Regions from separate parts of the Homo sapiens genome. Here region 2 is linked to region 1. The links are chromatin contacts, found by Hi-C or POLR2A ChIA-PET in ENCODE. All regions are on one chromosome and are shown on one strand. The core of a region is the stretch at or near the end of the contact, and the rest is flanking DNA. Distances in the headings are between cores, read along the strand shown.

Evidence for each region. A loop is a pair of places that touch in the nucleus more often than their neighbours do. ChIA-PET counts read pairs that join two places held with the same protein, here RNA polymerase II (POLR2A). Pooled maps may share reads with other maps.
Region 2: a map of head of caudate nucleus shows a loop between it and region 1 (2.9-fold over the local background). The contact joins two enhancer-like sites. A Hi-C loop is called at or near these places in 1 of 168 maps with a recorded cell type or tissue (head of caudate nucleus) and 1 of 50 pooled maps. POLR2A ChIA-PET finds 5 or more read pairs at or near these places in 3 of 52 experiments (OCI-LY7, activated CD4-positive, alpha-beta T cell and activated T-cell).

What each region holds. Positions count from the first base shown.
Region 1 is chr11:117,532,639-117,537,504 of GRCh38, reverse strand. The region is part of intron 3 of DSCAML1 (DS cell adhesion molecule like 1); the gene reads left to right. Among named protein-coding and RNA genes, the nearest start is that of CEP164, 210 kb to the right of the region's middle. Within about 2 kb of position 2,109, at least 4 of the 41 ENCODE cell types and tissues checked have a DNase peak (open chromatin) inside an H3K27ac peak, as active enhancers do.
Region 2 is chr11:117,581,219-117,586,084 of GRCh38, reverse strand. The region is part of intron 3 of DSCAML1 (DS cell adhesion molecule like 1); the gene reads left to right. Among named protein-coding and RNA genes, the nearest start is that of DSCAML1, 210 kb to the left of the region's middle. Within about 2 kb of position 2,609, at least 2 of the 41 ENCODE cell types and tissues checked have a DNase peak (open chromatin) inside an H3K27ac peak, as active enhancers do.

The DNA.
Region 1 (4,866 bases), core at 860-3,359:
TCCAACCTGGCCTCCTATATCCCCACCCTGGGCTTTCCCCGCCACCCCTGGTGGCCCAGCCCCCCTTTGTACAGCTCCTTTTACTCATAGCTTCCACAAGACCTTCCACAGCCTTCCCCAGTACCCCAGCACTGACGGCCACGCCTTCCATGGTGGAAGGATATTGTCTCCTAACTGTGGGATCCCAGAGGGCAGAGACCAAGTCCAGGACTTCTCCCATGGTGCCCAGACCAAGACCTGGAGACACTCCAGAAAGACGTGATAGATTCAGCCAAACTGAGCTGGATGGATGAATGCTCCTCCAGGAGGCAGTGAGGACCTCATTGACAGAAGCGACCAGGCAGAGGCTGGCTGACCATATGTCCCTATGAGTGGTGCTGTCATTCTAGGAGAGTCAGTCCAGCACAGAGCTTTGGAAGAGCATAGGAAGTCGACTAATGGTCCAGGCTCTACCACCTTCTAGCTGTGTGACCTTGGATGGATTATGTAACTTCTCTGTGCTTCAGTTAATAATAATTGTATCCATTTCAAAGGGTTGTGGGGATTAAATGAGATAATGTACGTAAAGTCATTGGCCTAATTTGTAATAGCTACTCAATAAATACTTAGCTTTAAAAAAAGTAGAGTCCTGCTCGAGATCACAGAGAAAAGGGGATGGCAAAACAGGTCAGGGTCTTTGTAGTAATAATAAAAGGAAGAAAAGCAGAAACCAACCACTCCCCTAGTCATAAGCATGTAGATAGATGATACCACAGCCTTTGAAATATGTCAATCAATCAAGCAATGTCAAGGGCACAGTCAGCATTTAAACGTAGCTCTGTGTCTTGGTCTTACAGCCTAAAGGAATGGCACCCTCCAGCCTAAACCCACAGGGACACTGTTGGCATTTGGGGTGGAACAGTTCTTTGTGACTCAAGCCCCTAACCACTAAATGCCCTTAGCAACCCCAAATTATGCTGTCAACCCCAAATGTCCCACCTCCCCCAACCTGTCCAAGTGGCTTCAGGATTGGTGCTGGACCCGGAGGTACTGGCTGCCATTTTTTCCTTCTCCCGTGGGACCCAGCCTGCCTCAAAGCAGAGAACGTGGGCCAGCTACTCTTCTCCCTTCCCAGGGATGGCTAGTTGCCTCTGGGGTGCAGAGCATGGGCTGCCAGCCCGGGAGGCCAGCCATGTTGTCCAACCCTGGCCCGTCTCCATCCCCAAACAGCGGGCCGGGCCTCCCTCCGCTCTCCACACTGTATGAGGCTCACTCCACATGCCTCTTGCTCCTTCCTTCCCCAGCAGGGTCCACCGTCCGATGCTCATCAAACATGCAGAACTGATGTTGCACAAGCCCCCCCAAGGGGACTAACATCATACCCCTGATTTCTCCTTCCCCTCTCGCGCTGTGCATCCCCCTGGCTGCAGCCTGCCTTTGTTTCAGGAGGAGCAAAACACTGTGTCTGAAAACGTTACTGCAATTAAATATGCACAAGAAGGGGGGGAGGGAGGGGAAAATGAGGACAATGAAGGATGTGAAACATCAGATGCAGCAGCTGCTTGTTGCTATAGAAACCCTAGCTCCCCACAACCATCAAGGCAGCATCAGCCCCCCACCCCCCACCCCTAGTTTAAAATCCTCGTAGGGCCAAGTGCTCTGTTTGTCTTGAGGTGCCGGGAGATGCAAGATCACAGGGTCCTAGCTGTCCAGGGCTGGAGCACCTGTCGGCTGTGAGCATTGATTTCTGTGTCTTTCCTGCTTTTCCTCACCCCACCATCACTACCTCCCGACACTGGCACTTCTGATTGGCAGCAACGCCCTCCAGTAGTTCTGCATTCCAGTCCCAGTTACATAATAAATTACAAGAGAGCTTCCGCGTTTGACTTTGGGATGTCACAACATGGAGACAAAACGGCACATGCAGAGTCCACTGGGGAGCTGGCTTTCTCCGTGCTTCCTCGGTTCCTCTGACAGCCAGCTGCAGGGCTTGGCGCCCTCCACCTTCCTTCTCGTCCTCACCCACAGCCCCGAGTGGGGGTCTGCCTAGTTGCGGGGTCTGCCCGGCTGTGGTCTGTGTGCTGGAGCCGGGCAGAGCGGGGTGTCCACAAACTCTAGGTTCCAGAAGACGGGCAGGCTGCCAGATGGCCGAGTGCCCATCTGGGAGGATCCCCAACAAGATGTAGCTCAACCGGGATCAATGGGAAGTTCCAGACTCTGGCCCACATAACCACTGTCCAAGGACAGAGAGAGGGAAAGTGGCATGGCAGCAGCTCACAGAGACAGGGCCAGGGTCTTTAGTTGACTGCAAGGAGAGTAGTATAACGGGGGTGCCTCCCTCCTCCCACACCATCCCCATGACAAGGTGATGCAGGCTGAGGCTGGGTGTTGGTAGTCTTGCTCTACTCTGCTCTGATGGGCTAAGTCTAATCTTAGAGGCTCTCAAAGTGGGGCACAGTGTCTGGCACATGGTAGGTCCAGTCCTATACAGAGATGTGCGGGAGGGAGGAAAGAAAGGAGGGAGGGAGGGGCAATTGGAATTGTAGATAAACCAAAGTTCATTCAGAAGCAAGAGACCAGACTGATGAAGTTATTTGAAACTATATTAAATAAATAACTATTAAAAAATAAAATCCCTGGCATCCCAGCTCTTTGGAGGGCCAAGGCAGAAGGATCCTTTGCATCCAGGAGTTTGAGACCAGCCTGGGCAACATAGCGAGACCTCATCTCTACAAAAATTTTTTTTTAGCTAGCCAGTTGTGGTGGTGCATGACTGTGGTCCCAGCTACTGGGGAGGCTGGGGTGCGAGGATCGCTTGAGCCCAGGATGTCAAGGCTGCAATGAGCTGTGATCACACCACTGCACTCAGTCTGGGTGGCAGAGTGACAGTCTGTCTCAAAAAATATATAAAATGAAAATAAAATCCTAAGGCTGTTAACCCTGAAGAAAATTCAAAGGGCATCACAGCTGCCTTCCAGTGTATGAGGGAGTATGTCAGGAACACGGGTTTCGGCTGGTTCAGCGGGGCACCAGTGAGTCAAAGCAGGACACACAGAGGGAGCGCCAAGAAGATCAGTGGTCACCAAGGAAGACTGATCTAAAAGTCAACTTTGGAATGGGCTGCTGAGTGAGGGAGGGAGTTCCCCAGCCCCAGAGATATTCAAACGAAGGCTGATGAACCTTTGTCAAAGATATCGTCGTGCACTCAGCTTTTCAGCCCTGCAGTTCTACGGCCTCCAGTGGCAGAAGGTGCCCTACGGTGAGGTCCCCACCTCCAGGTGCTGAGAATCTTGGACTTGTGCTTGGGATGGTGGAGGGAGATGGGTGGGATACCACAGAATATTCCTCACAAGAGCAGAGCTCTCATCTTGGCTGAGGGGATGTCACTTAGGCCTCAGGTAGCAGACCTCTAAATAATAGGGCTAGAAGGGCATGGAACTGCCCAAAATGTTTCCCTCTGCCAGCCTGACATGTGGTGCTATCGGGTTCTTCCTGTGGGTTCAGCATGACCCTCTCCCCTGCAGCTTTGAAGTCACTATCAGTATCCTGATTCCAAGGCCCCCTCCCATGGAAATGGCAGCCTGGGCCCTCCGGGTCTGCCTGGGAAATCCCCAAAGAGGAGGCAGAGGACCCCAGTGTTCTCCTCTCCATCTCAGTCTGGCCTCAGTGGGAGGACACATCCATGAGCTTAGGGAGTCTAGTGCAAACCCCGCCCCCCAACCCTCAAGTCCAGTTTTCTCCTTTAAATCAGCCTTTATCAGCTCAAGGTCAGGGTGAGCCTTAGGACCTTAGACAAGGAAATCCACTTCCCCTCTGGGATGGAGTGGGGGGTCTTGTGTGGCAATCTGCAAAGTGGGCACGCTGCCACCTGTGCTTCCTGCTCTCCTGCTAGGTCCCAACAGTCGGGGCAGAGATGGCTGTGGCAGTGGCAGGAGACATAGAGCACCGTGCCTGTCCTCTTCACTGCCTTGCACACAACGGGTGTTTGAGAACTGTTTGAATGATTTTTGTGTATCTGCCCCTCCTTGTCCCCATCCTGGTATAGCTTTGCCTCAATAATCATTTGTTGAGTGAATAAAGGATTTAAATTGAGAGAAGGGGATGGAGGCTTATGTATAATTCCATGCAGAAGGACAACTGGGAGTCAGAAGTTCCAGTCCACTTCCTGGCTGTGCGACCTGGGCCAGTTACTTTACTACAAGCCTCAGTTTCCTTCTTTGTAAAATAGAGTTAGCATCTCGAACAGTTGTAAAAGCCAATGAGCAAGGAATATGAAAGAGTTTTGCAAACTCTTGCAAAGAGGTAGGAAAGATGAGAACTAATATTCACTTAGTGAGGGCTTATTCTGCACCAGACACCTTATTATTTTTATTTTTACTTTTTTAGAGACAAGAGTCTCACACTGTCACCCAGGCTGGAGTACAGTGGTGTGATCATGGCTCACTGCAGCCTTGACCTCCTGGGCTCAGGCAATCCTCCTGCCTCAGCCTCCCAAGTATCTGGGACTACCGGCGTGCCCTACCAAACCCAGCTAATTGTTTAATTTTTTTTTTTTTTAATAGACAGGGTCTCCCCCTATATTGCCCAGGCTAGTCTCCAACTCCAATTCCTGGTCTCAAGTGATCCTCCTGCCTCAGCCTCCCAAAGCATTGGGATTACAGGTGCGAGCCACCACACCTGGCCCCATTTTTTAAATCTGTACACCCACCCAATTATTTGTATCCTATTGTACAGATAAGGCTCAGAGAGGTTAAGTAACTTTCCCAAGGTCACACAGCCCATAAGTAGAAAAGCCAGATCGGGACCCAGATCTCAGTCTAACTCTAAAGCCCAGCTTCTTTCTGTTAAACCCTGGAGCATCTACACTGAAAGGAACAATTACTACCA
Region 2 (4,866 bases), core at 1,360-3,859, 48 kb before region 1:
TCGGATTCCCTCATTCTAGGGTCCTGGAAGTGGCAGATCCCATCAAGGGCCCTCATGCCTTTAGCAGCAAACATTTATGGAGGGCCCCCTGCAACAGGCATGGTGCTGGATGCTGCAGATCCCGGGTGAATCAGAGACCATGCTGCCCTCAGGGTCCTCAGCAGGACAGTCAGTGCAAGGCGCATGGTATCAACAAAAATACTGTGAGAGCATGGAAAGGTGCGATTCATTCTGACAGGAAAATGGCCAAGAAGTTCTCCACGACATTTCAGCGGCGCCTCCAGGAGTGAGTGGGTCCCTGGCCCTGGCGACTCCTCCTCTCTGTGCTCCCAGACAGAGGCACCAGTTCTCCCACCCTCCTCAGCCAGCTACATCCTGCATTGCAGTGAGTGAGGATCAACAGGGGTTCCATTAGCAAGCAATTGGGTCACACCCCCATCGTCCTGATGGCATCCCTTAAATACCAGTGCTGTTCTGATTTATACATGCTTACAGATATATTTGTAGGAACTGAAACTGCTCATTTAAAATAGCAGATAAGCCAGGTGTGGTGGCTCACACCTGTAATCCCAGCACTTCGGAGGCCGAGGTGGGCGGATCACAAGGTCAGGAGAGGGAGACCACCCAGGCCAACATGTGAAAGCCTATCTCTATTAAATATACAAAAGTTAGCTGGGCGTGGTGGTGGGCGCCTGTAGTCCCAGCTACTCAGGAGGCTGAGGCAAGAGAATTGCTTGAACCCGGGAGGCTGGGGTTGCAGTGAGCTGAGATCATGCCACTGCACTCCAGCCTGGTGACAGAGCAAGACTCCATCTCAAAAAAAAAGAAAAAAAATAGCAGAAAACCCCCCAAATCCTTTCCATTTGATTTGAAGTGCACTTTGGGGGACAGAAAGTATGAATTCCTAATTCCATTTTGCTGAGTATCAAAATGAGGCGAGTCACGTGGAAGGATTGAATGACTATGAAGAGAGGAGGCCCTGAATAATCCTGGGAGATAATATTTACAAGGATAATCTGGACAGAGATCGTCAAAATCAGACTGTAGCAAAGACTCAGGCCATTCACTACTAACTGGGAATATTTTCGATGCCTTCAAGTCATGTTATAATCATAAGAGCTAATATGTATTGGACACTTGTCCTGTGCCAAGTATCATTCTGAGTACTTTCCTTGTATGATCCTATTGATCTCCCCAACAACTCTGTGAACTAGGTGGGTACTCCTGTTAAGCCATTTTACAGAAAAGGAGACTGAGTCACTTGCCCAGAGCCCATGCTCTATGCCACTATATTGCAGTTGAATATGCCACATCCTCTCTGTTCAAATGTAGCAAGCAACGTTCACAGCCGTTCAAAACCAACCCAAGTGTCCACTTCAACTTGGCACCTTAAAAAACAAAACCAACCAAAGTGGCTGAACACTTCAGGTGATGCACATGCCTGATTTTTCCTGACTTGGAACACAGAACAATTAGCAAAGCTGCCGGCAGCTACCCAGGCGCTGAGAACTTTGCTCTGAGGACTCAAAGGTCAAGACAGTAGTGATCTAGTTTTGTGCCGAGCAAGTGTTGATGCCAGACATCCTTGAAGGACTCTGGATTTGGGCAAACCTGGTGCCATGCAACTCCTTGATACAGGCCTGAATGCAGACAAACAAGCTTGCTTTGAGTTTTGCTTTGGGATTGGTTTTTTCCTCCTAAACATCCCATCTTGGGTAGACACTGGCTCCTGAGAAGCTGATAGGAAGGACTGTATCCCGGTGGTGGGGCTGGGTGGAGGCAGATGGGGAATCAGACCAAGAATCCCAGTGTCTGAGGATCTGGCACAAAAATGGAGCTAGAACAAAGACATCGTCCCTGCCCCTTGGGGCTAGAGCCCAAAGTTAGAGACCGGGAGATGAGGCAAGCATGAGTCAGTCATCTGAATGCAAGGGGACAGAAGCAGAAAAGAATTTAAATGTGTTTCTATTTTCTTAGTTCCCCGAGGATCCCTTAATATTGCACAGGGGGGTAGGAGAGGAGGGGGTGGGGAGTAGGAAAATCTCCACAAAGCAGACTTGGCCTTTGGCCGTGAGGAGATGACCCCCTGCAGGCCGTGTACAGGGGTACCAGGAAGCCTGCCCCCACAACTCCAAATGTCAGAGCTTCTTTTCTTTGGCCGAAAGCATTGTGCCTGTTAAAATGCAAATTTCTGGAGAAGAGCAACGCTAAAGTGAATCAGTCTTTCACACCAGGGTCTGATGGGGTCCATGATCACAAGGAATGTGGGAGTTGGAAAGGACTTCTGACATTCGTGGATTCAGCCTCCTCCCATTCTGTGGATGAAGATGCAGAGAGGGCAGGACAATGACCCAGGTCACAAAGCTAGGCGGGGATGGAGCCAGGCTCTCTCCAGGCCTAATCTGGTCAAGCGTGTCAGATGCTTCTGCTCCCCAAGGGCTCCGGGGCTGATGGGGGGAGGGCAGACCTGCACAGGGAGAGGGGTGGCTAGCAATGCAGAACGGAGGGTAATGGCGCTTGTGGCAGGGACTGGAGAAGAGAGAGCCGCGTAGGCCGGGCTAATCAGGGAAGGCATCCCCAAGGAGGTGGGGCTGCAGCTGAGCCTAGAAGGCTGGCAGGCGTTCAGATTTGGATGGGCAGGGGATTCTTGCGGAGCGAGATGAGGTCAGACCACGAAGCCTAAACTGTCAGATTTAGACATTGGCTAGTGTTCTATAGGTGAAGGGGAGCTGAGGAAGGATCTTGAGCAGAGGGGTACAAGCCATGTTTAAGACCTGCCTGGCAGAGGAGTGTGCAGGGAGGACTTGGAAGGGGGAACACCAGAGGCAAGGGGTCTTCAGTGCAAGTGGCTGGTAAGGGAAGCTGCACTGACAATGGGTAGGGAAGAAGAGGCCAGGGGAGAGGGTCCCAGACCTGTCCAGGCCCCGCCCATCAGCATGCGGAGGGGAAAGGCCATGGTTTCTTGAACTAGATAACCACCTGGTTACTGGGTGACCTTGCATAAATGTCTTCACCTCTCTGGGCCTCAATGTTCTCATCTCTAAAATGGGAATGCTAGTGCTACAATAATAATAATAATAATAATAATAATATCCCTGTCTCCTATGCCACATTGTGAGAATAAAATGGGATCATGTTATGAAAACACTTTGAAAGCATGAAGTGCTGTTAGCATTCTTTTGTCCTCTTTCCCTCTTGGAAATCAATACTGAAATCATTCCATGTTTCTCCCACTCAGGCTTCTTGTGCTTCAACTTTATTTACTTCAGGGCACAGCCTGAGAACTGAGGGGTCAATATCCCTACGCAGACACCACAGCCCGTGGACTGGGGCACACAGTAGGAGCACTCAGGCCCAGCCTTCCCCGGAGCTGGAGGGGCCCGGCTTCCTGGCAGGGCCCTGCGGATATTCCCCTCTCCCTTACAGCCTGGCACTCTCTGGTTTGCACTTGGCAGGCCTGAGGGTCCCCTTCACTGTCCATCCAAGCATGAGTAACTCTCTCTCTTTCTCCCCCATGCTTACCCAGGCATCCTTAGGCATAAGCATTTAATTTATTTATATTTATGAAACCTCCAACTAGGTCAATGCACTTTTATGCACATCTTGACAATTATTGATACTGTGAGCGGAAGAAGAGGACCATGTGGGCTGGAGGAACCGGCTTATCCCTCTCTCAACCAGCCAAGATCCTTGGAGACCCAGTAAGGGGAAAGTGCCTTTTTGGTGTGCTAGTTGCTGAGTTGGTATCCAAGCCTGCCTTCCCCAGCCACAGCTCAGCACTTCTCCAAAGGAATAGAGAACAGTTTTGTGGGTTCAAACCATACCACATCCCAGGTCCCTCTGGACTTGTAAATGGCTACAGAGCCCAACATCCACAAAGCAGCAGCTGAAATAAAATTAGACACCAGGTCCAGAAGAAACCAGGCTGATTCTGACAATAAATGAAACTTAACATTTCTTTTCTGCGAGTCCCAGATACCCTTCTTGTCCCCTGAACTCATTCCTGTGTCCTCAAATGCATGTCCCTTACTTTCAGAGAATGCGCATCCGATGATCATGGGATCTCTGGCCCTGTGAGAACTGTGGTGTGCTCCTTACAGGAAGCTGTGCCTAGGGATCTGGTATGGGTCTTTAAATATAGGCAGAAGTGAATTTTGAGGAGATAGGATGAGATCAGGGACAAGAAGCATTTCTGGAAATGAAGGTAGAATCTGTGTAAACAATTGAGTAAATTTGCTGATATTGGTTTCTAGAAGGGCGTGCATGGACTTTGGGTTAGAAACTCTGAGCTTAAATCGTGGCTTCATCACTTACCAGCTGCATGACCTTAATCAAGTTAACATTTCTAAGCCTCAGTTGCTTCATCTATAAAACGGGGATAATAATAGTCCCTGACTCAGAGGTGTCTTGAGAATGAGAAGAGATAACATATGCATGTAAAAGTAACGCATGGATCTTACCTGTGTTCATCACAATGCTTAATGTTCAGATGCATTGTACTAAGTGAAAGAAGCCAGACTTGAATGGCTACTCACTGTATCATTTCATAAATATAGTGTTCTAGAAAAGCCAAAACTGAAGGTAAAGGAAACAGATCAGTGGTTGCCAGGAGCTGGGGTTGGGGAGAGGGGCCGACAACAGGGACACGAAGGGGTTTGGCAGGGGATGGAACTGTTCTGTATCTTGATTGCGGTGGTGGTATGTCAGACCTTTCAGAATTGTACACTAAAATGGGTGAGATTTACTATATGCAAATTCTATCTCAATAAATCTGACCCCTCCATAAAAAAGACATAATACATTCATGTAAAAGCCTTAATGCATGGTGTTTACTAGATAATTACACTTTGATAGTGAGCAGGTGAT